Regions from separate parts of the Homo sapiens genome. Here region 1 is linked to region 2. Evidence: chromatin contacts called from ENCODE Hi-C or POLR2A ChIA-PET data. All regions are on one chromosome and are shown on one strand. The core of a region is the stretch at or near the end of the contact, and the rest is flanking DNA. Distances in the headings are between cores, read along the strand shown.

What was found. A loop is a pair of places that touch in the nucleus more often than their neighbours do. ChIA-PET counts read pairs that join two places held with the same protein, here RNA polymerase II (POLR2A). Pooled maps may share reads with other maps.
Region 1: a pooled map shows a loop between it and region 2 (5-fold over the local background). The contact joins the promoter of ANKRD33 here to the promoter of NR4A1 in region 2. A Hi-C loop is called at or near these places in 6 of 50 pooled maps. POLR2A ChIA-PET finds 5 or more read pairs at or near these places in 2 of 52 experiments (Caco-2 and H1).

Annotation. Positions count from the first base shown.
Region 1 is chr12:51,886,655-51,890,118 of GRCh38, reverse strand. It overlaps ANKRD33 (ankyrin repeat domain 33), which reads right to left and starts at 2,016. Exons shown (of 5, transcript NM_182608.4): 1 at 1,788-2,016; 2 at 1,301-1,551; 3 at 923-1,052; 4 at 637-747. The coding sequence starts at 1,932.
Region 2 is chr12:52,049,826-52,053,009 of GRCh38, reverse strand. It overlaps NR4A1 (nuclear receptor subfamily 4 group A member 1), which reads right to left and starts at 1,568. Exons shown (of 7, transcript NM_173157.3): 1 at 1,442-1,568. LOC107984510 (a long non-coding RNA gene) reads left to right here and starts at 1,856. Exons shown (of 2, transcript XR_001749148.3): 1 at 1,856-2,976. RefSeq lists enhancers at 1-23, 875-1,432 and a silencer at 1,524-1,933.

The sequences.
Region 1 (3,464 bases), core at 767-3,266, 160 kb after region 2:
ATTCACTCCTTTTTCACTCCAAACCCAGTGGGGTGTGTGGGGAAGGGAAAAATGGAGGCAGGGGTCCCCCAGAGTGACCAGCAGAGGGCAGCCCCACTGCGGGGAAGAAGGGCCCCCAAACAACTCCATGGACAATGTGGACTTCACCGCACCTCCCCCTGAACGACCCCACAGAGCCACAGGCCTCAACGACACTTCCCTGGATCCCCTGGAAGCCTGGCTTGTCAGAGTTGGAGGTAGTCCCAGGGAAAGCTAACACCCTCACAATACTGGTGAGGCCCAAAGAGGGAAGCCACTCAGCTAGGAACAGGGGCTGGTTCCAGATGCCAGCCTTTTTTCGTGTTAGATTTTCCAGCTGGGCTAGGTTCCCCTCCCACACTTTCCTTCCTGGGACCTCCACACACAATGTCTGAGCTATCAATAGCAGGACTTGGTTGATTGTACGAAGCCCAAATCATGTGCCCCCCCCTCCAGGAAGGTGAACTAGATTGATCCCCCATCTCCACCTCTCTCCTTTCTGCAAATAATCACAGCTGACTTAGTGTCTGGTGGGAAGGCTTGGAGGAGGGACTGGAGGCCACACACCCCGGTCCAGGCCCCGCACACCTGCCATGAGGAGGGTGGCCACGCACTCACAGCGGTTCCGCATGGCAGCCTTCATTAACGCCGTGAGCCCCCGCTGGTCCCGGCGTTCCAGGTCCAGGCCCACATAGTAGTTGAGCAGGAGACTCACTAGAGGCACGTGGCCTGCAGGGCAGCAAGGGTAAGCTTGGTCCCCAGGAAAGGGGGTGATGAAGCTCCCAAACCGCCCTCCACCCAGCATGACAGAGTCTGGTGTAGAACACCGTGCAACAAGGGTGGGGCTGAGGCCCTGTCTGCATCAAAAGGGGGCTGTCGGAAGTGGGGTGCAGCAGCCTCACACCTGCTTGGGCAGCCAACATGAGGGCCGTGTCCCCTCCTTTGTCCTGCTGGTTCACATCAAGGAAAGGACAGTGGCTGAGCAGGGCCACAACACTCTGGAAGCCGTGGTAGCATGCGACCATGAGGCCTGTCTGAGGGAGGGGCAGCTCAGATCCCCTGCTTTCCCCCTGGGCCACTCCAGGGCCCCTTGCACCCTCTAAACCCATATCTGTCCCAGAGCCTGCCCCAAACCCCGTGAAGACCCGCCCTTAACCATTCCCTTCCTCCTTAGGACTGCAGGAGGTATTGCCCCTGAACCCCTCTCAGGGAGCCAGGCCAGGACGGTGTGGTGGGGATGCAAAGATGCCCCCAGCTGTTCTGGGAAGCCAGGACATCTCACCCTCCCATTGCTGTCCACCTGGGTGGCCTCCTCTGGGGAGACCCCACCATCCAGTATGGCTTGGAGCTGGGTGGGATCATTGTGGACACAGGCCCAATACAGGGCCCCCAGCCTGCAGCCTGGGGTGGGGGTCTCCTTGCCCGGGCAGGGCAGTGCCTCAGACATGTCCAGCCGTCTCCTGTGCAATGCCAGCTCTTCCTCTTCCAGGCAGGGAACCAGAAGGTGAGTCCCTTTTCTCATGCAGCTGGCATCTAAAACACAGAATGGAGAGGAGTAGTGAGTGTCTCCCTGGATCCTAGGGAGGGGACCCAGCAGCTGCGAAGTGCACAGCCCTTGCCCCAGGGAAAACATTTATCCCAGCAGGGGTCTCGCCCCATCCACCCTGAGAAAGGACAAGCGCTGGGTCAGGAGCCCTAAGCAAGCAGGGTTCACTCTAGGTCAGCACCCCAGTGAGACTCACGGAGAGAGGGTCGTCGTTTTTTCTTACTTGGGGTTCGTAGGGTATCTATGAGGCAGTCAACGCGGGGCACAGCCCAGGCTCCGCGGAGCACAATCACTGGGTCTCCGAATGCCTCCAGGTGGACTATCCCTCCCCAGGAAGCAACGCAGGTAACAGATGGCTGGACTTTCATAAAGAGCTGCTGCAAACACCTCGGGGCTGAGCCGGATCAAGCAGCTGGGACTGGGGCCCCATGCGGGGCGGGTGGTCACGTCTCAGGAGCGGACTCAGACCAGCCCCAAGATCCTCCGGGTGGGCGGGGCCTGAGCCGGGCAGCTCCTCCCCGCCGGGGCGGGCTCACAAAGACGACTCCTCCTGACGGACGCGCCCACTCTCAGCCTTGGGGACGCCGGCGGAGATGCTGCCTCGTGGGGTCTTGGCCCAACTTTTTAGGCCCAGCCTAAAGCCCCTCCTAATTGGGTGGAGCGCGACTTGCTGAAGGGGTGGTTGCGGGAGAGGGGGTGAGTGAATGCAGGTATCTCATTAAATAGGGTTGGTACTCTCAGAATGACCCTGGGGTGGGGTCTCCAGGGGGGTCACCTGAACTTATTTTTTGAGGTTCTGGGGAAATAAAAACATAATTGTCAAATTATGAGTATAGAGCTGGGCCCGGTGGCTCACGTCTGTTATCCCAGCGACTCAGGAGGCTGAGGTGGGAGGATCGCTTGAGCCCGGGAGGTCGAGGCTGCAATGAACCGATGTCGCGCCACTGAACTCTAGCCTGGGCAACAGAGGGAGACCTCCTTTTAAAAAAAAATTGTGGCCAGGCGGGGTGGCTCACGCCTGTAATCCCAGCACTTTGAGATTCCAAGACGGGTGGATTATCTGAGGTCAGGAGTTCAAGAACAGCCTGGCTAACATGGCAAAACCCTGTCTCTACTAAAAATACAAAAATTAGCTGGGCTTGGTGGTGGGCGCCTGTAATCCCAGCTACTCAGGAGGCTGAGGCAGGAGAATCACTTGAACCCGGGAGGCAGAGGTTGCAGTAAGCCGGGATCGCACCATTGCTCTCCAGCCTAGGCAACAAGAGCGAAACTCCTTCTCAAAAAACAAAACAAACAAACAAACGAAATTGTGAGTACCGACATTATGTGTCTAGTGCAGGTGGGCAGTCGGGGCACAAAGTGCGGCAGGCAGTAGTGAGGGAGGGATTGGCCAGAAATTATGATGTATGAAATTTAATAGATTAGTTTCAGTGTGATAAATTAAATATGAAATATTTAAATTAAATGATCTGTTAATATAATGATAAATTGTTATCAAAATATTCTTTAATATTTATATTACATATTAAGCTTGATGGATTGGTCTTGGTCCACAGATGTAGAAAATGGAGCCAATGATATTCCCCCATTGGTATCACTCCCATCATCAGACTGTACAAGACCTCTCTCTTGTTTTGTTTTACTTTCTTTAGTTTCTCTCTTTCACCCTTAATCCCCACATCCCATTCTCCTCCACCCTTTACCAACTGGCACTTGTATATCCTTGAAAATGTACATTTCATTGAAAAAGATAGTACTGATTTGTGTGTTTTTATTTTATTTTTTTCTTTTTAGAAACAGGGTCTTACTCTGTCACCTGGGCTGGAGTGGAGTGGCATGATCATAGCTTACTGCAGCCTCAAACTCCTGGGCTTAAGTGATTCTCCCACCTCAGCCTCCC
Region 2 (3,184 bases), core at 319-2,818:
TCCTCTCTGGTCCTAGCCTTCCTTCTAACTCCACAGGCCCTGAACAGGGCACCTCCACCCCTAGCCTGACAACCAAGACAACAGAGACCCTTGTAGCTCAGGCCCCACACACCCAGTGGCACCAGTCCACAGGCATGCAGCACCCTGCGAGAGGTGAGGGTGGCCACATCTGCCTGCACTAGGACAGCCTGGCCAGGGATGGGCTGGGGGTGAAGGAGGAAAGACAGCAGTTGGGCAGAACTGGGCGCTTGTTCCTGCCTTATTCAAATCCTGTTTCTCCACCTGGACGTCCCACATCCGGATCAACCCCCATCAGTCCCTCCCCCTTCATGCAGGTTCTTAACAACACAAGATATGGACCTACATCTAGCCTCACAGGAGGGGGGAGCAGTCCCACAGGAGGAGGAAGAGGCGGGGTTGAAGGAGGCAGTGGGGAGAATCCGGCTTCAGGCAGGTCTTGGCAACAATGTGGCTTGCACCTGTTCTGCTGAACAAGCCTCAGGCTGCACCCTACCTGTAAGATCCAACAGAGACTACTGGGGGAGGGGGCATAGGGATGATCAGCATCTGGAGCTGGAATGGTTGGGAGGTATCCTCTAGGCAGCACCGCCCCAAGACTCCAACACTGGCAACTTCTATCCAGGATCCCCAAGGACAAGGGTTTCCACCTCTGTCTCTCTTTCTCTCTCTCTCTCTCTCTCTCTCACACACACACACACACACACACACACACACACACACGTGATCCAAGCCCCAGCGAAATCAATTCTCCCTGTGCTTACAGAGACCCTGCCCCGACCCCAAGAAGCCTCCTTTATTCAATACACAGCAAGCAGCCCTCCACAGGTCAGCCACCAAGCCAGTCACTTCCTTCAATGATCCGGAGGCTTCCTAACGCACCTCAGACAGAAAGTTCAGGGTGGGGAACCCCTGCCAACTCAGCCACAGCCTCTAAAGTGTTAAGAAAACAACCGGGACACTGGGAGGGAGCTGACAGGCTGGGAGGAAGGAGGGCCTTTTGGAAATCCAATCCCAGTTAGAATCGTACGGATCCCAGCAGCGCCAAAGCTCTGTGTACCTGTTCCCCCACGGTGCTGTGACCCCCATCCACACCCACCCAAGTTCAGAGCACCGTGCGCCCAGTTGGGCACCCTAGGAGACTGAACTAAGGCCAGCCGCCTGCTGGACAAGTCCCTACTCCCGGCGCCAACCCCAACCCCCTACAGCTTCCACTTTGCAGGTAGTCAACCTCCCCTACCTCCTACCCCGCACCCAGTAGTTTCCAGTCTGACCTGGGTTCTCATCCCGTTGTGCTACAGCTGCACACTACACCTACCCTCTTGCATGCCGGCCCTACAACATCCTCTCTGCCCGCGCGTACACCCATCTCCTTCATGCACCGCTCCTAAAAACAGATGCACGTTCCCCGAAGGGAACCTACCCGGCCGGCTCCCGCTGCCCCTGCCCGGACTGGCGCCCCGAGTCTCAGCCTGGTCCCTGGTCCCGCGTGCGCTCCCGAAGTTCTTCTGTGCACTCCCCCAAGTTTCGTAGCCTCCGCCACTGGGACTCCCCGGCCGAGCCCGACCCTCCTCTTAAGCGCTCCGTGACGCACGGGGAGGGGCGGGGGCGCCACTGACGCAGGCCGCCCGTCGAGCTTTGGCCATACAAGGGCGCGGGGGGCGGTGCGGTTCCGGCGGGAGGCGGCCAGGGGGAGGTGCGGCCCGGGGAGCCCGAGGGGGCGGGGCGAGGAGGGGGGGCCTGGAATGTCTGCGCGCGTGACGCACGCGGGGTTCCATTGACGCAGGGAGCGCGGATTGTTTGATCTATAAATAGGCTCCTCGCGCCCGCCGCGCCCGCTAAAAATAGCAGCTCCCAGGCCCACTAGGCTCCCCGCACCGGACTCGGGTCCCAGCTGGGGGCCCCCAGGTCCAGAATAACCAGCGGGAGGGCCAGAGCCCGAGAAGGGGCGCTGTAGAGACGCGGCCGCGGGGCTTCCCCGGATGAGGATCTCCTCACTCTCCAGTTGCTCCCGGGAGCCAACCGCGCCCGGTCCCTCCGGCTCCCTCCGAGCCTAGCCCCGCCTTTACACCTTCCCAAGCCCTTCCTGGAGCCCTAGGGTGTCGCTGCTGCCGCTGCTGGGCGGTCAGGACAGGCCGCGGGCTGAGGCGGGCAATTCGGACACACCCTGGGGAGCCTGCGCCCTCACCTCAGCCCTAGGCGCAGCTAGTGCACAGGACGCGGCTTCCCCAGCAGGGTCTCAGGCTGAGAGGCTGCCCCTGAGACGTCAGTTAGAGCCCTCGCTTAGTCCCTCCAGGCAGTCTCCCTACACAGGACCTTCCCGAGGGCAGGCGTTGGCCAGGCCCAAGCTCGGCCAACAGCTCTGGCTCCGCTCCACAAGCTGAACTTGGTTTCGCACCGTCCCCTCCCCAGCCCCTTACAGGGGGAGTGCACCCTAGTTGGGAAATTACCGAATTTCAGAACCGGGTGGAGCCTGAGAAATCTTTTCAAACTTGTGCCAACTCTTCCTCATTTTATAAACAAACAGGCTCAGAGAAATAATGGCACTTGCTGAAGGTCACACAGCCAGGTGGTGGCACACTGGGTTGGAACCCAGGGCCACAGACTGCATCTCTAGGGATCTCTCCACGCCTCTTATCAATACCCCTCCCCCTGTCCACATCAGGGAGCACCGGCCCTCCCAGCCTACCTCCAGCACCTGTGGGGAGGCAGCTCTGACCAGTTATCACCTGCCCGGTGGAGTGAGGAACAGCCCGCCAGGGCCCTGCTGGGCACAGACCAGGCTTCAGCCACCTGGAGCCTTCCCTGGTTTGGCCGTCACCCTTCCACCCTGATCTCTCCTGAGCCTGGGGAGCCCTCACGGAAAAGTAAGAGAAGAGGGAAGGGCAAAAAAACAAAAACAAGGAAAAGAGAGCCCTGCCACCCCACTGCGACCCCCATCCATTCCCCTTCTCCCATGTAAGTCAATATCCATGAGTTTCTGCTTCCATTGAGCCTGCACCCACCCACCCAGTTCTCAACTCATCTGGTCACCCCATAGGACTTTCTCTGCCCCGGAGGCTCTGCCGGCCCGATTTCCACCCTCAACCCCCATCACAGTTTTCCCACACCCTTGTCTCCAGCCCCCGCTTCTGCCCACTCAAAGGTCCCACAAGCACCTCAAATT